Regions from separate parts of the Homo sapiens genome. Here region 1 is linked to region 2. Evidence: chromatin loops called from intact Hi-C (ENCODE). Cell type or tissue: A673. All regions are shown on one strand. Each heading gives the region's core, and the rest is flanking DNA. Links, peaks and the distances in the headings are about the cores only. Region 1 holds the start of LOC124902122 (a long non-coding RNA gene). Region 2 holds the start of LOC105375980 (a long non-coding RNA gene).

What was found. A loop is a pair of places that touch in the nucleus more often than their neighbours do. Peaks named below come from ENCODE experiments on the same cell type or tissue, not always from the same donor. Only the 100,000 strongest peaks of a DNase experiment are listed, where the experiment ranks them.
Region 1: it touches region 2 in a loop (4-fold over the local background); 2 of 110 quality-filtered maps call a loop at or near these places.

What each region holds. Positions count from the first base shown.
Region 1 is chr9:14,922,139-14,933,688 of GRCh38, reverse strand. LOC124902122 (a long non-coding RNA gene) reads left to right here and starts at 2,021. Exons shown (of 2, transcript XR_007061421.1): 1 at 2,021-2,063; 2 at 4,660-5,761. It also overlaps the pseudogene LDHAP4. In A673, for the core only: no CTCF peak of the experiment used is centred there; DNase peaks (open chromatin) are centred at 6,198 and 8,648; H3K4me3 peaks cover 882 bases; H3K27ac peaks cover 5,210 bases.
Region 2 is chr9:14,988,312-14,999,861 of GRCh38, reverse strand. It overlaps LOC105375980 (a long non-coding RNA gene), which reads left to right and starts at 6,667. Exons shown (of 5, transcript XR_929491.3): 1 at 6,667-6,713; 2 at 7,108-7,333; 3 at 9,517-9,634; 4 at 10,522-10,562. It also overlaps the pseudogene LOC389705. In A673, for the core only: no CTCF peak of the experiment used is centred there; DNase peaks (open chromatin) are centred at 5,781, 6,201 and 6,561; H3K4me3 peaks cover 3,361 bases; H3K27ac peaks cover 5,207 bases.

The DNA.
Region 1 (11,550 bases), core at 1,419-9,418, 66 kb after region 2:
TCCAGCCTTTTTATGGAATATGTATTAACTCTTAGTTCTTTCTCAGAAGATATATTTGCTTCTAGTTCCCATTAGACTATGCTTACTTTTAGTCAATGTAAAGACAAGATGGATACTTTTCTACCCTTCAAGTATAAAGATGCTTCCAGAAAATTAGCTTCTCTTAAGCTCTTTTCAGGTTTGGTGAGAGTAAGTTTTAGAGAAAAAAAATGATGTTGACTTTTTTTGAAGAAAACAATACCAGGAGGATAACATTGATTAAGAATTATGGAGTTACAAACTACTGAGATTCAAAGTTAACTTGGAGAATATTTACATAAAATTCTTACGTTCTGCTACATGGAAAGAGCACTAGATAGGGCATCACAGATACCTACGTTCCAATCCCAGTCCAGCCTGTTAGCTTTGTGGCCATGGCTCAATTCACTGAGCTCCTCTAGGTCAATTTCCTCACCTGTAAAATCAGGAGACTAACACCTTTTCTTTTTTTTTTTTTTTTTCTTGAGATGAAGTCTCACTCTGTCACCCAGGCTGGAGTGCAGTGGTGCTATCTGGCTCACTGCAGCCTCCGCCTCCAGGGTTCAAGCGATTCTCCTGCCTCAGCCTCCCGAGTAGCTGGACTAACACCTTTTCTGTCTACCTAAGTTCTGAGCATTGAATAAAATCATGAATGTAAATATACAGTCATGAAGCATGAAGCATGACACAATTTGTGGAGACAGAATAAATATCTTCCCAATATTCTTTGACGGAATATATAAGCCCTTCATTGTTTCTTAGTTTCCATAAGCCCTATTTTCTTTGATTCAGTCTTGGCTACTACAATCATGACTAAAGCCAGACTGATTGACGATCTTGTTACATAAGGAGATAGAAACTGCTAATCTAGGAGCTTGTTACATAAGGAGATTGAGACCATTTGCAAGACATTTACTTAGTAGTTCTCAAACTTTTTATTCTCAGGGTTACTTTTCACTCTAAAAAATATTGAAGACCCCAAAGAGCTTTTATATATGTGAGTTATATCTATATATTTACTGTGTTAGAAATTAAAACAGAAATATTTATTTGAAAGAAACAATATCTTTATTACATGTAAACATTATTATTTTCATAAAAATAACTATCTTTGAAAATAAAAAATTGGTGAAAAAGTGGTGTTGTTTTATCTGTTTGCAAGTCTCTTTAGTGTCTGACTTAATGGAAAACAGCTGGATCTTCACATCTGCTCCTGCATTCAATCTCTTGTGATGTCACATGTCATGTAGCCTCTGGAAAATTGCATTCTATACTTATGAGAGAATGTGAGCAAACAAGGAAAAGAATATCTTGGTATTATTATAAAAATAATTTGACCTCATGCATCCCCTGAAATGGTCTCAGAGACCAGTCATCCCTGACTCCTTTGAGGATTGCTGGCTTAGAAGATACTAAAAACATACATTGAGGCTGGGCATGGTGGCTCACACCTGTAATTCCAGCACTTTGGGAGGCTGAGGCAGGCAGATCACTTGATCCCAGAAGTTTGAGACCAGCCTGAGCAACTCGGCAAAACCATGTCTCTACAAAAAATACAAAACTTAGCCAGATGAGGTAATAATGTGCACCCAGTTCCAGCTATTCCAGAGGGTGAGGTGGGAGGATTGCTAGAGCCTGGGAGAGGGAGGCTACAGTGAGCCGAGATTGGGCCATTGTATTCTAGCCTGGCGACAGAGTGAGAATCTGTCTCAAATAAAGAAATAAAATAAAAAATAAAAACACATATTGCATTTTATGTTGTGATGAGGGTACTTCCTTGAAGAATGATACCTGAATCTGATTTAGTAATCATACAGATTTTACTAGGCTGTCATTTAAAAACATGATGAGTTAACAGTAATCTCCTGTGATTTTAACAATTATTCTTTTAAAAATATTTATTTATTTATTTATTTATTGAGACTGAGTTTTGCTCTTTTTGCCCAGGCTGGAGTGCAATGGTGTGATCTCAGCTCACTGCAACCTCTGCCTCTCAGATTCAAGTGATTCTCCTGCCTCAGCCTCCCAAGTTGCTGAGATTACAGGTGCGCGCCACCACACTTGGCTAATTTTTTTATTTTTAGTAGAGACAGGGTTTTGCCATGTTGGCCAAGCTGGCCTTGGACTCCTGACCTCAGGTGATCTACCCACCTTGGCCTCCCAAAGTTCTGGGATTACATGCGTGAGCCGCTGTGCCCAGCCCAACAATTATTCTTATAGCTAAAGATACACATTGTTTGTAGAGAAACCGAGTTTTCTGTTACTTCACTTGAATATAAGGGGATTAAATATCTTTTTGTAGTCGGAAAAGCTTCAGGACTCCTTGTCTGACTTCTACTGTCTAGTTTGCATAACCAGTGACTACTTTACAAACTCATTTCTTCGAACAACTTAAGAGGAGCAGTTCGCTCAGAAGCACATATAAGATGATATTCGTACTGCAAATGAGACTCAGGAAGGTAGGGGTTTTGCCTCAAGTCACAAAACAGCTTAATGGAAGAACTGCAAAAGGAGCCCAAAGTGCTTTGATCACAACTCATTCTTGTCCATTTGGTTGGAAAACTCAACTTTTAGTAAAAATAGGGAAATGCACTCAACCTAAGAGCACATTAGAATGCTTGTTATATGCTCCTGTAGTGACTTTCACTTCCCCTCATGACCCTCATCATGTTCCCATTTCTAGTTAGATGTCCTCCTCTAATTAGATGATAAGCCTCAGGAAGAGAAGCTCACACCTGCCTTGCTCACTGTTGTAGTCCTGTATTTAGTCAGGGCTTTCCAGATAAACAGAATCAATAGGCAATATATACATATATAGAAAAAGATTTATCATGAGGGATCACCTCATGCAGTTATGGAGGCTGAGAAGTCTCATGATCTGCCACTTGTAAGCTGGAGGCCCCCAAAAACCAATGGTGTGGGTCCAGTTCAAACCTGAAGGCCTGAGAACCAGAGGAGCTGATAGTGTAAGTCCCAGTCTGAGTCCAAAGGCCTGAGAACCAGGAGTGCCAGTGTCTGAAGGCCAGAGAAGATAAATGTTCCAGCTCAAGCAGAGAGCAAATTTGCCCATCCTCTGTCTTTTTGTTTTATTGAGGTCTTCAATGGATTGGATAATTCCCGCCTGCATTAGTGAAAGTGATCTTCTTTACTCTTTTTACCAATTCAAATGATAATGTCTTCCAGAAATACCCTCACAAACCTGGAAATAATGTTTTACCAGCTATTTGGGCATTCCTTAGCCCAGTCAAGTTGACACATAAAATTAACAATCACAATTCCTGACACATAGCAGGTGTTAAACCAATATTTATTGGCTTATTGACTCTAATAAATCCACAGATTTAGTCAGGCTAGGGTTGACTGGACTTGGAAGTTAATGCTGTTACTTAAAACTCTGTTTCAAAATGCTGTGGCTAAAACATACAACAGTTTATGATATAGCAATTTCAGACCTGAAAATATACGGAAGAGAAATTAGTACATAGGTCCACCTAAAGAGAAATTAGTACATAGGTCCACCTAAAGAGAAATTAGTACACAGGTCCACCTAAAGATATACACAAGAATGTCCATAGCAACTTTATTCATAATGGCCCCAAACTAGAAACAATCCAAATGTCCACTAACAGAGAATGGATAAATAATTTATTTAATATTCATGCAATAATATGCAGTCATAATGAAGAAACTATTTGTATGTGAAAGACATGGATAAATTTCACAAACAAATGACAATATAAACTATATTATTCCATGTATACAAAGTTCAAGAAAAACAAAACTCATCTACAGAATCAATAGATGACATATAGATATATAGAAAAAGATTTATCATGAGGGTTTGGCCCATGCAATTATGGAAACTGAGGAGTCTCATGATCTGCTCTCTGCAAGCTGGAGGCCCATGAGAACCAGTGGTGTGGGTCCAGTCCAAATCTGAAGTCCTAAGAAACAGAGGAGATGATAGTGTAAGTTCCAGTTTTAGTCCAGAGGCCTGAGAACCAGGAGTGGGGCTGAAATAGTGCTCAACTCCGAGTGCTGGCGGAGAGTATTGACTGGACATGGAAATGAGGAAAACTTTTGGGGTGCAGAAAATGTCCTATATCTTGATCTGGAGGTTGGTTACATGAGTGTAAATGAATGTGTAAATTCATCAAGCTCTACCCTTAATTAATGTGTTTTATGCACTTTATACATATTATACCTCAAAATATGTTTTTTTAAAAACCCCAGAATTGGTATTCTTTCTAGAGGACATTTTGAATCTGCAACGTGGAAAAAATTTTGCTATGCTCAAATTTTCAGAAGTGTCCTATTTTCTACATAAATAATATGATTAACTTCAATAATTAACATTTATCGTTGAAAATATTATTCCATTTAAAATTTATGTCAACTCCTGGAGATGTCTAAAAGAAAAACCCTCATTTTATCCACAAGTAACTGAGGTTCTGAAAGATGAGCCCACTTCTCCAAGGTCACACAACTTGTAAATGCCAAGGCTTCCTTCAATCCCAGAGCCTCAGACTCTATACCACTACTGCTACCCATGATTCCATGCATGACCAAGCTACTCCATTGTTCTTTTACAGATGTATTATATGGAACTGATCTGAATTCAAAATATTAACTTTCTTGCAGGTTCTTCATTTGTGAACAAATGACATTTTATGCTGAAGATAGGCTTGCACCTGAGAGTCAACAACAGGGCCTTGTTAGATCTGGGCTGTGCAATGTTGTTAAGCTGTCCCATGATCCAGCAGATTAGAGCATTAGGGACACCCTGACACACTGAAGACTTGACATCACTTCAGATGAAAATGCTAAGATTGGTAGGTTTCTCCCTACCACAGGGAAATTAGAAATTATGAAATACATTGCAAAGACACAAGCCACGTAACATGGAATGCTGGCTTGGAAAAAAAGGACCTGAGCTTATGTTTAATCCCACCCTTACCTCTGGGAACTGGGGCACATTTCTGGGTTTTGAATTTCTCTTCTGTAAAAAGAAGACCAATGGCCAGTTCAGCCATGGCCAGTTCATCACTAATATCCCTTGAAACTCCGTGAATATATTCTATGAATACAAGCCTTAGAGGCAGCCTCTTGCTGCAAAAATGCAGCTACAAGTCTTTGATTCTTCTGTGGGTGAGATGAACACAGTCATGCCAAAATCATAGTGTTTTATAATAATCAAACAAGTTAATGTTTATGAAATAGCTTTGGAAATTGAAAAAGGCTACGAAATATTGCATTACATATGCAATTTGCGATAATTGGAGTAATTAATACTCATTTGAGATCAGCCATGTTGGAGTAGGTTAGATCACTCACATTCCTCTCTTCATGTACTGATCTAGTAACATTTGATCATCACTTCAGAGGTTACAGATGATGTGCTGCTGTCTATTGGATGATGCAGTTTATGGTTTTAAAATCCTAAGGGCCACCCTAAGAACCCAGGGTTACAATATGCTCAATATTTCTACTGATGATACTGAAAAGTCAATTTCTAGAGGATTCTCTACTTAAGAAGACAAAAATCCTTGACAAATACCTGCTTGGTTCCAAGATATGGTGGCATAAGTTGAGCAAAATAACAGATCAATGGAAAAGCATGGACAAGATAGGTAATAAATTCCTACTCCATTGGCTATAGTACTGAGCATTTACTTTGCTAAAAGGATGCTGGTTCAATGTGTCATGGAAGGAGTGCCCTGCAGAATAAATTTTGGTCTTGAAATTTTGGGAGGCTGAAGTTTCTGAGATCAAGTCAGGCCTTTTTGATCCCTCATAATTAGAGTTGTGACAGATCTAGGTGCCATTTTGTAACATTTAGTGATGACAAAGTATCTAGGGTATATTTTATGTCCAAACAACTTCTGGTGATGTCTAATTAAAGGACCCACTGGATCTAAGTCGAAGAATTCTAAAAAAATTTACGTTCCCATTTCTTGGAAATAGATGATTAAAAAGACCCCCTACCCAGGCCTTAGTTTCTATCCATGATTAGAAACTGTGGTATCAGCACTCTTCCCAGTATTCAGGGGCCCCATCAATAACACATGCCAAAATGCTCTAGAGGGGCCTCAGTAAGGAAAACAGAAGGCGTCAGGAAATTCTCCATCATTTTTCAGTGACAGCATTTGTCAGAGGAGGAAATTAGATTATAGAAAAATGCTGAATTAGATATCTTTATCAGTGACTGTTAAAACCCCAGGGAACAAGATAAAACTACTCTGAAGACAGTGGGGGTTGGTAAGTATGCTGCAAGAAACACAGCTCTGGTACACTGTTGGAGACATAGGGTGAATGTGAGAGTGAGAGCACACTTGTCAGGACTCAGAAGTGCAAACAGCCCTACTGAATTATCAAAGAATGCACAAGGATGGTTGATGGCAACCACACACATCGTTTGCTGTGTGTTATCAGAGGTTGCTGGAGATTGCTGGGGACTTGCTATATCATATCAGAGTCACAGCAATATGCCAAAGACATGGATGCCTTTCTGTTTAGCATTATCTATCCAGTGCAAACCTATTTGCTTATGACGTCCAGTGGCTCTCCAATGCCAACAGGGAAAAGACTAAGCTCTTTGGCAAGATATCAAAGGCTCTCCAAACTCTAGGTCTTGCTTGCCTATCTCACTTCATCTTCCTTTACCCTTGGCCTTCTGCTTTAAGCTTCAGTGACTCCCAGCTTGTGATTTTTCTACTTGTAGCAAACTACTCACATACCCATGCCTGTGGTCTTAGAAAGACTGCTGGTTAAAATGACCCATCTGGTTTTCTGTATCTGCTCCTTCCTATTCCTCCTTGTAGCATCAGCCCTGGCATTTATGTCCTCGGAGAAGCCTTCTCTGAATGTTTCTCTTAGCCCATCCTTGATCCTCCCATGGTATCTTATAATGCGTACTACTGCAGATGCAGGTATTATATGACCTTCCTTACATTGTCCTGTGGTTGAATTTTAGGTAAGTGGTGCAAATGTTAATACACTGGTTACTGCTACTATTGCTACGCGTGATAAACTGTTCTTTGTCTCAAACTCACAAGTTTTGTGTCTTCTGCCAGCATTCAAGTAAATGTGGCAAGCTAATTTGTTAGCTTGCAAGTAGGGTAAAATCCCAGGCTTTTAATAGTTCATTGTATACATTATATTCATTGTTTTACTTCCAGCACCAAAGTAGTGGTTAACATATGCTTAGTGTTTAATAAATGTTAGATGAATGAATGAATTGACTTAATGCTATAGAATAAAAGCAAAGAAAAGCAGCCCAAAGTGATCAGTCCACTTAGACCATGTCTTTTCAATGGCACCTGTGCTTCTGCTTAGCCATCTCCAGTGTGTCTTCAGTGGTTGTCTAGTGTGGCTTCCAGAGTTTATTTCCTAACTACATTTTTACTGATGCCAGCAAAGAGAGCTCAGATACTTCTGTGACATTGTTTAGAGCATGAACCCAAATTGCACCATCATCAATGCCATTTCTTACATGCTTACCAGGGCAAGATGCAGTGAGAAGTGTCATACAATTGAAGTTACATAGTTTATATAATTCCTATGAATTATTGGGCTAAAAAATAGATAACATTAAAAGCATAGTGTACTAAATGGGCTGTGCAAAACACAGAAGTATACAGTGCAGAAATTAAAGAAAGGCTTAACTAAATTTTTGCAGCCTCTTGTGAACAAGGTTTAGTGTATATAATTTGTGTCTGAAGTGCTGGTGTGGCTTTCTGAAATTGTATATTCTTTTTTCACCCCCATTTCATACGGGAAAACTTAGTCATGAAGTTAAAAGGTGAAATAAAATATGTAAGGTCAACTGCTTATAGCTAAAAAATTAGAGAAAGGGTCTGTAGACTCTAGAGAAGCCGCCTTATAGTTGTCTTTTACTTTCTGTTTAGAGCCAAGTCCACTTTATGAACAAAAAGTTTGAGAAGTATTTTTGATATAATTCCAAAGAAGACCTCCAAAAGATTCCTAGACATGGGGAAGTGTCATCTATTTAAAAAAATATTTAATTAGGCCCAGTGCAGTGGCTCACGCCTGTAATCCCAGCACTTTGGGAGGTCCAGGCGGGCAGATCACAAGGTCAGTAGTTGAAGACCAGCCCGGCCAATATGGTGAAACCCCATCTCTACTAAAAAATACAAAAATTAGCTGGGTGTGGCAGCACATACCTGTAGTCCCAGCTACTCAGGAGGCTGAGGCAGGCTGAGGCTTGAACATGGGAGGCGGAGGTTGCAGTGAGCTGAGATCGCGCCACTGTACTCCAGCCTGGGCGACAGAGTGAGACCCCATCTTTGAGATCTAGAAGTAATGAGAGATAATTTGAAACTCTGAACAAAGAAACTTTTAGAAAAAAGCATTTTTTATCATACTCCCACCCCCTACCTCAAACATATTTGGTTGAGTGAGTTGACTGTAAGTTGGGAACCTATCATAACTGTACTTGTAAGTAAAGACATGTTTTTAAAGAAACAAGGATAAAGTTCATTGCATAGCTGGTCATTCTTCAAATAATGCCAGATCCTAAGTGATTTCAGGCTTGTTAAGTATATTCATACTGTTGTGAAATAGATCTCCAGAACTTTTTCATCTTGCAGAAGCTGAAATTCCATACCCATTAAGCAACACCCCTCTCTGCCTCCCACCAGTCCCGGTAACCACCATTCTACTTTCGGTTTCTATAAATTTGACTACTTTAGACACTTCATATAAATGGAATCAAACAGTATTTGTCTTTTTGTGACTGACTTATTTCATTTAGCATAATATCCTCAAGGTTCTCCCACATTGTAGCATATGCAAGACTTCCCTTTCTTCTAAAGGGTGAATAATATTCCATTGCATGAATAAATCACATTTGTTAATCCATTTGTCCATCTGTGGATGTTTACGTTGCTTCCATGTCTTGGCTATTGTGACGAATGTTCTGATGAGCATGGGTGTTAAAATATCACTTCAAGACTGCTTTTAATTCTTTTGGCTATATGCCCAGAAGTGGGATGGCTGGATTATATGATAGTTTTATTTTTAATTTTTTGAAGAATTTCCATACTATTTTCCACAGAAGTATCACCATTTTATAATCCCACTAATAATGCACGATGTTCCAATTTCTTCTTGTGGAATTCTTAAGACTGTCTTTTCTCCTTGAGAAACTCCCTGGGGATTGTGACCAGCGATGTCATTGATTTTCAATCTGACTGAAGAATGTAATTTTCCTTCCAATTGCAAAGTGTGTACTCCCTAAGGAAAGGAGGAGAGAAGGGTCATCTCCATATATGTTAAGTAGAGAAAAATGTCAATAGTTAGATGCTGGGTAAATACTGCAGGAAAAGAAAGGCGTTTCAGTACACAGCATTTATTCAAATCAATGCACCTGACTTGGTGGCTAGATTTAAGTTAAAGTCTTTTCAGTGTGATGGACAAAGCAGATGTGTGAGCATGAATTCAATCATGAAAAGTCTTTATTAAAATACAAAGAGTCAACATATGTCACGTGGGGGAGGCTTATTACTAAGAATGTAAATTCTTAAGACAAAACCTTCCTATAGCCCATGTGATAAATCTCTTTTCTGTTCCTAGTCTTATGAAGGGCATATTACGATGCTTTAGGGCACATTTATTTGTTGGACTTACCACAATTCATAATTAAGTATTTAGTTTTGTGCTTATTTTTTAATATAGGAAATGAATACAGCATAAGGCCAGTGGCATGTTGTTTTTTTTTCTCATTGCATTTTCTTCAGTGATGAAGCTGGTGCCTGAGGCATTGTTGGAGGTTAATAGATACTTATGGAATGAAGGAATGGAGTGTGGTAGAAAGAGTCTTATTTTCTGAGGGAGGAGTTACGAGTTCTGTACTCAGAACCACTACTAAGTAGCTGTGATTTCTAAGGCAAGTGACTTAGTCTCTTGGTCTTGGTTTACCCATCTGTCAAATAAGGATTTCATATTTAAACACTTTTTTCCCCCAGACAGTGTTACTTGGGATCTTGGAGATTCTAGGAGGTGCCCTGAATTGCAGAATGCAAAAATCCAAGAGCCGGGGACACTTGGTCCTCCACCGCTACTTTCCAAACAAAGAGATCTACTTATTTCTGTTTTATGTGTTAGGATACTACCAAAATGTTTATTTACAAAATGATTTCAATGCTTAAAAAATATTCAAAACCCATAATTTAAATTGGAAAATCTCTAAGTCTCCTTTTAGCAGCTAACTGCCTGGGCTTTCCTCATCCCCAGAATCTTCACTTTATCCAGGGTTTTGATAAAGTGTCACCTCCTCAGAGAGACCCTACTTGGCCAACAAATCTCTTGGTATAATTTGTATTTATTACCTGGTATTATTCTCTATTTTGTGTGGCAGGTGTTAGTGTATAAATCTTATCTCCTCAACAGCACTGCAGGTTCTTTGGGAGTGAGGGCCACATAATGTATATCACTTTCTCCACCCTAATCAGTACTTAACATAAGGCCAGAAATGTAATAGATATTAGTATTCAACCTATTCATTCACAAATCTTTAGAGAACTACTCGTAATGGTTATCATACATTAGACACTTGACATTTACAAGTCTCTCAAGATACCATTTAATTTCTTCACCTTTAAAGTGGGGGAAAGAGTACTTTCTTCAAATGTTCGTTTTGAAGATTAATGAAGATCATGCATTAGATGAGAATAGCAAAGCTCTGGTGAGCTGTAGATTCTGGGCTGGGGGTAAGGTTCACTCACTGTCTGAGTGATTAGTGCTATGTCTCTCCCCTACTCAAAACCCTTTAGTAGCTCCCTCTTGCCTCAAAGATTGAATTAGACATATGTTATGGTGCCTGACCAGCTTTCCTATCCCTCTTCCCTGCTACCATTTCTAAAATCTTTTCCCACCCCATGTGATTCTGATGTGTCCACATCCAAAGCCCCCACTCCTTCCCCTGTTGTTCTGTCTTTTTTTTTTTTTTTTTTTTTTTTTTTTTTGCTAAAACTGTTATGAACGATGACTCTCTTCTTTTTGGTTCACAAGTCATAGGTATGCAGGCCTACATTGCTGCTATTCTTCTTTCCCATGAAAAAGCCTGTGTTACACTAGGAGCAAATAAGGTTAATATGCAAAGTAATGTGGAGACAGAGCTTGCTGATAGAGAGAGAAAGAACTGATGCTATTATTTAAGTCCCTAGATCCACTCAAGGTAGTAGGGTTGTTGTCAGGGTTAAATGAGTTAATAATGGGAGTGCTGCAGCCACTGCCGCTGATTCCAGATCTCATTGCCACACGCCCCGACGACTGCCTGATGTGCATTCCTGATTCCTTTTGGTTCCAAGTCCAATGTGGCAACTCTCAAGGATCAGCTGCTTCATAATCTTCTAAAGGAAGAACAGACCGCCCAGAATAAGATTACAGTTGTTGGGGTTGGTGCTGTTGGCATGGCCTGTGCCATCAATATCTTAATGAAGGACTTGGCAGATGAACTTGATCTTGTTGATGTCATCGAAGACAAATTGAAGGGAGAGATGATGGATCTCC
Region 2 (11,550 bases), core at 1,941-9,940:
CATCTCTACTAAAAATACAAAAATTAGCCAGGTGTGGTGGCTCACGCCTGTAATCCCAGCTACTTGGGAGGCTGAGGTACGAGAATCATTTGAACCCAGGAGGCAGAGGTTGCAGTGAAATGAGATCACGCCATCGCACTCCAGCCTGGGTGACAGGGTGAGACTTTGTCTCCAAAAAAAAAAAAAAAAAAAAGAGTAAAAAACATTTATATCCCCTTTCCTCTACCTCAGCTAATCACACCAGATTCCCCTCACTCTTTGACAATCTATTTGGCCAACCCTAACCCTAGATGATTCCATCTTCCTTCTCTATTCACAGATCACAGTCAGTGTTACTAAACCACAAAGACATGAAGTCTGTGCAATGTACAATGTATAACTTCAAATGGGTCCTTGCTGCTTCCAAGAGGGAGGGGAGCACTCCAGGCAGGACCCAGTTTTATAAGGAGGCAAGGATGAGGAAAGCAAAAAAATTCCTGTAAGAGGTAATAACATGAATAGAAGCATGGAGATAATTGGACAGGAAAAATAGTTCAGCACAACTGGAGCTTAGGAGAGCATACACTAATTTTTTAAAGCAACAAGAAAACTAAAACCATCCATCTCATTAGCCAAAGATAACACAGTTAATACTCTAATATACAGTAACAAATTTCCATACTCTCCACCCCCATGAACAGATACAAATATGTAACAAACTCAGATGGATTGTTTTGTAATCTGCTTTTGTCCTCCATCCTGACGCACTTAAATTTTTTGATTATTTTCCATGCTATTCAATGTTATTTTACATGATTTTTTAATAGGGCATGATACTGCATTATAAAGAGGTAACCATCTATTCTCTTACTGATGGACATTTACTATTTCTTTTTTCTGTTCTAAAAATGTTTCAGTGAACATCTTTGCTAATGTTTGTACAGACATGACTATTTTTAAAGAAACTGCTATACAGTTCTGTTCTGATCTATTGGCAAAATTCAGAATATGCATCAATATACATTTCCATCAGTAGTGTATGACAGTGCTTACTAGTTAAAAATTTTAAACAGTACAAGAGGTATATAGTGCAAAGTAATGATCACAGCCCATTAACAGTTTCTTTCTCCTTTCAGAGACAAAGTAAGCACATAGAAAAGTATACAGGGATATGTGTGTACTCCCCACTCCCCTTTTTTAAAAAAATACCAATGGTAGCATAATCTATACACTTTTCTTTTTCAGTTAACATATTTCAGGCATGATAGTTTATTATTTCCTAAAAATCTGCCTCATTCTTTTAAAACAATTAAGATCTACTGAAGAGATGTGTCATTGGTAGGCATTTAAGCCATTTCCCATTTTTTTTGTTTAAATATCCTCAAACATAATTCTTAGTTTATCTAATCCATAAGACAAGTTCTTTTTTCTTTTTTTTTTTTCTTGACTGGTATTTTTTTTTTTTTTAATTATACTTTAAGTTCTAGGGTACATGTGCACGACGTGCAGGTTCGTTACATATGTATACATGTGCCATGTTGGTGTGCTGCACCCAGTAACTCATCATTTAACATTAGGTATATCTCCAAATGCTATCCCTTCCCCCTCCCCACACCCCACACCAGGCCCCGGTGTGTGATGTTCCCCTTCCTGTGTCAAGACAAGTTCTTGGAAGCAGAACTGTTAAATCATATTCAAACTCCTACAACATATGAAAGTGCTTACCTTCCTTCACATTCCCCCAGAACGTGATGAAATTATTTAACTTTGCCAATAAAATAGGTGACAGTGGCATTACTATAGCATTAATCTATATTTCTTACTATATTTTCTCTTACTAGAAACATCATGGAAAATATTCCTTTTCTATTAACTGTTTATATTCTTGGTTAGTTTTTTTTTTTAAATTATTTTATATATATACATTTTTTTTTGAGACAAGGTCTCACTCTGTTGCCCAGGCTGGAGTGCAGTGGTGTGATCTCGGCTCACTGCAGCCTTCACCTCCCAGGTTCAAGTGATGATTGTGCCTCATCTTCCCGAGTAGCTGGAACTACAGGGATGCACCACCACACCCAGCTAAGTTTTGTATCTTTAGTAGACAGGGTTTCACCGTGTTGCCCAGGCTGGTCTCGAACTCCCAACTTCAAGTGATCTGCCTGCCTTGGCCTCCCAAAGTGTTGGGATTACGGGCGTGGGCCACCATGCCTGGCCAATTATATTTTTAGAGACAGGGTCTTGTTCTGTCACTGAGGCTGGAGTGATGATAGCTCACTGCAACCTCGAACTACTGGGCTCAATGAAGGATCCTCCCATCTCAGTCTCCCAAGTAGCTAGGACTATAGGCACCTGTAGCCATGCCTAGCTTTTTTATTTTATTATTTTTATTTTTTTGTAGAGAAGAGGTCTTGCTATGTTGACCAGGTTGGTCTCAAACTCCTGGTCTCAGGCGATCCTCCTCCCTCAGCTGGGATTACAGAGTGTGAGCCGCCACACACAGCCCATTTCCTATTACATTACTTTTTCCATTTATACAAGAATGATTCTGGAGCAACTCACCAGCTGGTTTTTCAGAATCAAGTTCTTCACAGAACTTCCAGAAGTGATAGAAATCTTCAGGTAAAGAGAGCGTATAATGATTTTCTACTTCTTTTCGAAGGTCACTGGAGACATCAGCTTCACAGAATTTACTTTTCTTCACATCAACTGTTTTTTCACACTGAAAATTGACACACAAAACTTCAGTTCTCCAAATCGTTTTTAGTAATTTCAGTAACTCTCCTTGCATAACAGTATCACTCACTCTTGTTCACCCAACTCTATGAGATAGTATATGTGTTTTCTTTAAAACTCTCTAAATGGTAATTGAGTAAAATCTGGGAATTTGGGCACAGAAAAAAAGAGTAGTTTATATGGTGGTTAAGAGGAATCCATACAGCAAGTCTTTAAATATATTTTTCTAAGATAATGGAAACCACAAAAAACAAAAAGGTAAAAATGAAATAGTAAAGAGCAGGAAGAGAGGAATAAAGAAAGGGCAGGTTTTGCCCTCTTTTGGTTAAAGGTCCACGTGGGTCTTTTAAACAGATTCGTTGATCACATCAGAAACAAATAGAAGTAACTGGATATAAGCAATTCATCAGTTAAAAAGCTGTTTCTTCAGCAACATCCAGAGTGGTGTCTGAGCTATTCACTACAATCATTACCCATCCTTAAAAACAGATACCTCCCTTTTGATTTTCCAAATAAAGAGGGAAGGTTAGTGACAATGTTAAACATCCACAATTCCTAACAAAGTTAGCAGAATAGCACTAAACTCTAGGCCAAAAATCCAATTATTTCAGAAAAGGCCAGGATTAGGTTACAATAATCATCTCTAGCACCACCGCAATATAGGTTCAGTGTGCTAGGTTTTATAATGCCTATTAGGTATTTGATAAATTTCTGTAAAGATAATATGCTTAATTGGAGGTTACATACATTTAGTTTTCTAAGATGCAATCTGTTTTTCTTTCCAGGAACCTAGATTCTTTCTTTTTGTATTAAGTTCTTTCTTTTTTACTCTTCCTACCTAGAGCAGTGGTTCTCAACTGGTGGTGATTTTCGCCCCCAACCCACGACCCCTGCCCGGGGACATCTGGAGACCTAGTTAGTTGTCACGAATTGGAAGAAGGGTGCTAGTGGCATCTAGTGGGGCAGAGGCCAGGGATGCTCAACATCTTACAATGCCCAGGATAAGCATCCTCAACAAAGACTACTGGCCCCAAATGTCAACAGTGCTAAAGTTGAGAAATTCTGAGCTAGACGTTTCTCGTATTTATATTCTTCAATTTTCCCAGTAGGCTGAAGTTTATTAATTTTATGTTAGGTATCATTCAATATCTACAAAACGTATTTATGAATCAGATGACATAAGAATAATCATGATGGCAATGATTTAAAGAGCAAACAAAACAGAACAAATGCCTATTGGTAGAATGGTTATAAGGCTTCCAAACAATAGACTATTACACTTAATATTACAGTTGACCCTTGAGCAACAAGGGTTTGAATTTTGTGGACCCACTTATACATGAATTTTTTTTCCAACCAAATGCAGACTGGAAAATAACAGTATTCTTAGGATGTGAAATCCACTTAGAGAGAGGGCCAACTTTTTGTATACTCGGGTTCCACAGGACCAACTTTGGAACTTGGGTATGCTCGGGTTTTGGGATATGTGAGAGTCCTGGAACCAATCTCCTTCATTTACCAAATGGTTACTGTATGGCTACACAATATGGACCTATCTATATTAAATATTTTTAATGAGGAAAAAAGTTCTTGATTATATGCAGCATGATAGCCTTTTTATGAATTTCAAAAACTAAAAATAAATATTATTTAGGTATACATTCATAGGAGATGAGCCTATTTTTAAAAGGCAAGGGAAAACAAAATTCAGGATAGCTACATTGAACATGAGTGACAGAAAGAAGGCTGAAGGGAGAGGAGAGGGACATGTGTAGATGTAGAACTACTGTTTCAGTTTTAGGGTTGGGCAATGGGTTCACAGGTGTTTGTTATATTACTTAACATAAATAAGCTCAAAAACAATCATGAATTGAACAATGGTAACAGTTTATTGTGCCAAGGATTATAATGCATCTGATTTAAAAAAGAATGACGCTGAACAAAAAGGCTGTTGAAAAATGAATCCAAAAGTGAGTATCAATAGCAAATAGTAATAGTAAAGATAATATAATAGTAAAAACAAGTAGTAAGTCATACTTATTGAGAACTTATCTTGTGCTATTTCACTGTTCTAAGCACCTTCTGTGAATTAACTCATTTAATCCTCAACTATCTCATGCACTAGATACTATTAACCTCATCTTACAGCTGCTGAGGTTAACCTCCCTATGTCCCTAACTAGGAAGTGGAAGAGAAGGGATTTAAACTCAGGTTTAAGTCTGGCTCCACAGCAGATTCTCAACCACTTCCTGTTGCTTCTCCAACTGTAAATATAGAACAGTAGGAACATATGAAGTCCCGAGCTATCCTATCTTCTGTTTTTATAACTGTCTTTGGTCAGACTTTCAAAGACTGGCTCCAACTGAAGATGTTAGAAAAGGCTTAATCTGCCTTGCTGAAAGGCAGTTTTGCTTAATGGTTAGGTTGCCTGGGTTGACTCCTGACCCTACTGATTTCCAGCTGATTTCCAACCTTAGGCAAGTTACTTAACCTCTCTGTGCCTTGTTTTCTCATCTGCAAAAAGGGCATACAGTACCTCTATCATAGGGTTGTTACAAGGAATAAGTTATTATATGTAAAAATACACAGAACAGTCCTAGCACATAATATGCAAATGCCGGCCATTATGGTTATAGCCTCTATAGACTCGCCTTCATTTCTGCTATTGTATTTCTAGTTAAGCACCTCACGCCACCAAAGCAGTTCTTCACTGAACCTTCAAAGAGAATTTTTTCAGCTCTGCCTTAACTCACATACTAGTTCAGCATCTCCATATCCCTAACAACTAGAATTTAGGACAGCTGTCCCCTTCAGAGGCTGCATTTCTCCTTTACCCTGGTATTCCTAGAATGCATGACCCAATATGAAGAATGCCTATACAACTGGCCCTTTACTAGTTAATTAAGCCCTCCAAGAATGTCTCACACCCTATCCGATTTATAACACTGCCAGACTAAGTTTTCTAAAACTTTAGTTATCACAATGGCACTTCCTTCCTGTCTGATTCCCCTTATTGCTACTGTAGTGGTTACAGAACTTCCGAAATCGTAGTAAAATATGAGATAATGCACATACTTTTCCCCCCTCCCCTCTCATAGTGCTTTTATGATCAGGTCCCTCTTACTTTCCCATTTCTCTGGCTCCAGCCAAGCCGAACGCTCCACTATGCCCAAACATCTCCTACACTTTTACGTCTCAGACTCTTCTCTGCCTTCAAAACCCATTTTCAAAGAGTTGTCTTAAAAGTCTTCTTTAACACCCCCTGGGACTTGTTAAATCCTCCTTCAGTGTTTCCATAGCACTTTCTACACACCAGCATTATAATCCCAAACAAAAAAGTCACAGTAGAATGCATATTCGCTTGTGCCCCTCCTCCCCAGGCCGGAGGCTCTACATGGAGAAGGGGCAGGCGGGTTGACCCCAAATCCGCAGGGCCCCGCACAATGTCTGGTATGTAATCGGTTCCCAATCTATCTGGGTGGGCGAATGAATGAAACGTTGGTTGGCTTAATCCGTTTCCCCAGGAAATGCGCCAAGAGGAGCTGGGCAGAAAATGCAGAGGCGCTACTTTCCTGGTCCAATCCCCTACAGAGCGCGAAACAGCGACCTGGGCAGGGTCCCCGCAGCAAACCGCAGACCCCGGACACACAGCAAGCTTAATAGTCACTGCATGAATGAAACGCGCTGCCTCCTGGTACCCTGGCTGTCATCCAAAGCCACCTGCGTAGCCCCCACAGCCTTTCTGGCAGTATCTGCGGCCCCGCCCCCGCGCCGGGCCTGCGCTTCCAGCCACCGCCCACCATTCTGCAGCTGCAGCGCCAGCCGAATTCCCGGATCCGCGGCCGCTTCCGAGAGCAGCCAACTGCTTCCGGGTTCAAAAGCCTCCAATGCGAATCCCAGCGCCGCTCGGGCGCGCCAATTTAGGGAAAAGGCTCCGCCCATGCCCCGCCCCCTGAGACCTGGCGCCGGGCGCTTTGAGGCCCGGCTTACTCCCTTGCTGGGTATGGGGAAGGGGCGTCTTCTGTCCTTGTGGTCCGCTTCTAGGCTTTTTGGAGCATCTTCCAGGGTCACTCCAGAGACCCCCCCAGACTACTGAATCTGAATCCGTTAGGGTGGTCCAACCTTCCTCTTCAGGTGTCTACTAGAGGCAAGGTTGGATGTATGCGGCTGCCCTCAGTACAGCCCCTTCCTTGTTTTTTCTTCATTTGTGTTTACTTAAAACATTAATCCTTTTCTCCCTCTCCTCCATCCCTCTCCCTCCCCTACTATACAGTTATTGACTTACACTAATTCATTCCCGATGATCTCCCAGAAGGAAATAAGTGTCTGTCTGTCTCTGTCTCTGTACCATCGTCTTCTTGGTACAGTTCGGACTATTTTTTCTCTACACCCCAGTTATGCAAAGTGTAGTCCCTGAACCAGCAGCCTCAGCATCCTGAGGGAATTTGTTAAAAACGCGAAATCTCAAGCCCTACCCAGACTTACTGAATCAGTGTCTGCATTGCAACAAGATCCCCTGGTAATTCCTATGCACATCAAAATTTGGAAGGCACAGCTCTCAACTGATGTCCTGGGTCTCCTTCACATCCATCCTGGGAAGGTCTTATTCCTCATTCCTGAGGTGAGTTCCCTATTTCCTGAGTCTGTGTCTTTTTCTTGATTATATAGCCTCATGTTGTGGAACATATCCGCCAATAGTTCCTTGAGGGAGGTTGCTTCCAGGTCTTTTTTCCCACAGAGCGTGCAGGTCTGGAACTGTTTTTATTCTGGCTGAGTTCTAGGTTGAAAATAACTTTCACTCGGAATATTGGAGGGCTTGCTCCACAATATTTTAGCTTCCAAAATTGTTGAGAAACTCTACGTCATTGCATTTCCTTCTCCTTCTCAGGTCACTAAATTTCTTGTTATGTAACCCGCTTTGGTTTCGGTTTTGTTTTGTCTCAAGAAGCTTTAGGATCTTCTCTTTATACCCAGCGTTCTAAGACACAATCGAGTGTCTTTCTTATGGGTCTTTTCTCATTCCTATTGATCAGTTTTTCAATCCTGAAACACATGTTCTTCCGTTATGGGGATTCTCCTGGTATTATTTATTTGATCGTTTCTTTCCGCCCTCTCTTATTTTATCTCTTATTTTTTGAAATTTGTTATTTAGATCGTGGACCTTCTTGGCTGATGTTTTTTCTTACCTGTCTGTCCTATTTTCTATCCCTTCATCTTTTTATTCTACTTTCTCTGTGACTTTTTCAACTTAATTGGACAAATGATTATCAGATTACTTTATTTCTTTTATTATACCTTCATTTCTAAGTGCCCTTTTTATTCTCTGTTCTTTTATAGCATTACATTATTGTTTCATGAATATACCTCCTTTACTCTCTGAAGATGTAAATTATAGGAGTTTTAAAATACTTTCTACATAACTCTGCATTGATTTTGATTCTTTGAGTTTTTTTTGGTTGTTTGTTTGTTTATATTTGGTCCCTGTCGTTTCTGCTAGAGGCGTTCTTCATCTTGTGTAGTGATCCCTGCTGTCAATTTATATGTAAAAGTGATGCTCTAAAAAGGTGCTTTGGGGACATAGGCAAGGCTTGTTCACTGCTGGACAAGGTGTAAGATGGTGGGGCAAGGTGTAAGATGGTGGGGCAAGGTGTAAGATGGTGGGACAAGGTGTAAGATGGTGGGGCAAGGACCAGCTGTTTATTTTCTTCTAGAGAGTAATCTTCTAATTACTTGCTTTGAGAATATATAGCCTTCTTGGAGCCCAATGCGGGAAAGAGTTTGGGAGACTTAGTAATTTCATTATATGCACTGATGCCCTGTGTTAGTTGGGGTTCTCCAGAGAAACAGAGAATGAATAGATATCTATATCTATACCTATATCTCTATCTATCTATTAGCTCATGTGATTATGGGGGTTGAGAAGCCCCACAATCTGCTGTCTGTAAGCTGAAGACCCAGAAAGCCCATGTTGTAGTTTAAAGCCCTGATAACTGGAGATGGTGTAGATTCCAGTCCGAGTTTGGAGTCCTGCAAACCAGGATCACCGAGGGCAGGAAAAGATCAAAAATTCAGTTCAAGAAGTCTAGCAGAGAGAAAGTGAATCCTCCCTTCCTCTACCTTTTTGTTTTATTCAGACCCGAAATGGATGATGCCCACCCACATTGGTGAGGGTAATCTCTTTTACTCAGGGCCCTCACAGACACTCAGAAATATTGTTTAACCAGATATCTGGGCATCCTGTGGTCCAGTCAAGTTGACACATAAAATTAACTCTCCACCGAGCATGGTGACTCATGCCTGTAATCTCGGCACTTTGGGAGGCCAAGGAGGGTGGATCACTTGAGGTCGGGAGTTTGAGACCAGCCTGGCCAACATGGTGAAACCCAGTCTTTACTTAAAACACAAAAATTAGCCAGGCTTGGTAGCACGTGCCTGTAGTCCCAGCTACTCGGGAGGCTAAGGTACAAGAATCACTTGAACCTGGGAGGTGGAGGTTACAGTGAGCTGAGATTGCACCACTGCACTCCAGCCTGGGTGACAGAGTGAGACTCTGTCTAAAAAAAAAAAAAAAAGACCTAATTATCATGCATACCTTCACTTACAGCACTGTTTCATAATAGCATTTTTACCTTCAGCTGTGTCTGGTGTCCCTGAATCCATATCCTGGTTCCATATCTCCCAAAAGAAATAATCTTGCAGGTTTCAGGTTGGGAATGAGGGTTAGAGAAAGTTTCCCTGACTTTGCCAGGGGAGGAAATCTAGGAGTCTTAACTGCTTCTGGGACTTTTAATGGTCTCTTTTCAGCTCATCCCACTGAAGAGCTATGGCACTTCCAATTCCTGAGCCTTTGTGAGGTTCTGCGTGTCAGTAAGCTTGCTTCCGGGCATCACCTCCGAAAACACTTGGGTTTCAGTTTTCTCTGGTAAGTCCGTATGTTCACCAGTACATTAGCTCCCTAAAGCTGCCATACAATTACCACAAACTGGGTGGCTTAAAACTATGGAAATTTATTCCCTTACAGTTATGGAGGCTAGAAATCAGAAATCAGGAGGTTGGTTCCTTCTGGGGTCTCTGAGGGACAATCTGTGCCATGCCTTTGCCTTAGCTTCTGGTGACTGCTGGCAATTCTTGGCATTCCTTGGCTTGCAGATGAATCACTCCACTCTCTGCCTCTGTCATTACGTGTTCTCCCTGTGCATCTGCCTGTGTCTAACTTTCTCTCTTTTTGTAAGGACGGCAGTCATTAGATTAGGGCCCATGCTAATCAAGTATCACTTTTATGGTTTTATTATTTTTTTTATTTTTATTTTTTTGAGACGGAGTCTCGCTCTGTCGCTCAGGCTGGAGTGCAGTGGTGCCATCTCAGCTGACTGCAACCTCTGCCTCCCAGGTTCAAGCAATTCTCCTGCCTCAGCCTCCTGAGTAGCTGGGACTGCAGGCGCACACCACCATGCTCAGCTAATTTTTGTGTTTTTAGTAGAGACAGGGTTTCACCATGTTGGTCAGTCTGGTCTTGAACTCCTGACCTCAAGCGATCCACCCACTTTGGCCTCCCATAGTGCTGGGATTACAGGCGTGAGCCACCACACCCGGCCGTCACTTTATCTTATTTTGATCACATCCGCACAGACCCTATTTCCAAATAAGGTCACAGTCAATGTATCCTTTGGGAGGATGCAACTCAACCCTCGTCAACTGATTTCTAAACTTTTGTGGCATTTTTCTGTTGTCTCTTCTCCTGTTTTCTTTGTTCTTATGAGTATATGGTCCCTCTTTCCCCCTTTTTAACATTCTTTATCTTTGTTTTAGTGAGGCTTCTTAAGGAGTGGAGGAAAGTGGATGTTTTCAAGGTATGTTAACTGGAGTATTTATTATTGCTATTTTTCAGTTGAGTAGCACTAGGTTTGCAGTTGTAACCTGTAAAACTGCATTTATTATACACAATTTCAAGTTCAGAACTAAAACTTTGCTCTGAATAATAATTTTGTAACCATCTTTTGTAGAATGTGAATGAAATTTTTAATTCAAACATTTGACATTTAATGTCTTTTAGCCTGCTCGTATGTTTGCTCCACAGTGATTTTGAAGGAATGGGTAGAGTTGACCAAATTTGGTATACTTCTTCAGGTTATCAGTGTCTGTCATTTTGAAACAAAGTTATTATTAATAAATGTTTTATATCTAGTACTTACTATGCAACAGTACTATTCTTTTTTAATATTTATTTTTAATTTGCAGATAATTGTGTATACTTATAGAATACAATGTGATGTTTTGATATATGTATACACTGTGGAATGATTATATCAAACTAATTTACATATTCATCACATCAAATACCTATTATTTTTTGGAGTGAGAACATTTCAAATCTCTTCTAACAATGTTGAAATATGTAATACATTTTATTAACTATGGACACTATGTGGTGCAATAGATCTGAAAAACTTATTCCTTCTGTCTAACTAAAACTTTGTACCCTTTGATCAATATCTCTGCAGTACCCACTTCCAGCCCCCAGCCTCTGGTAACCACCATCCTACTCTTTACTTCTATAAGTTCAACTTTTTTAGATTCCACATATAAGTGAGATTATGCAGTATTTGTCTCTCTGTGACTGGCTTATTTCACTTAGCATAATATTCTCTAGTTTCATCTACACTGTCAATGATGACAGAATTTCCTTTTTTAAGACGGAATAGTATTCCATTGTATGTGTACCACATTATCCATTCATCTGTTGACGGACACTTAGGTTGGCTATTATGAATAATGCTGCAATGAACATAGATGCCCAGATATCTCTTTAACATGTTGATTGCAATTCCTTTGTATACA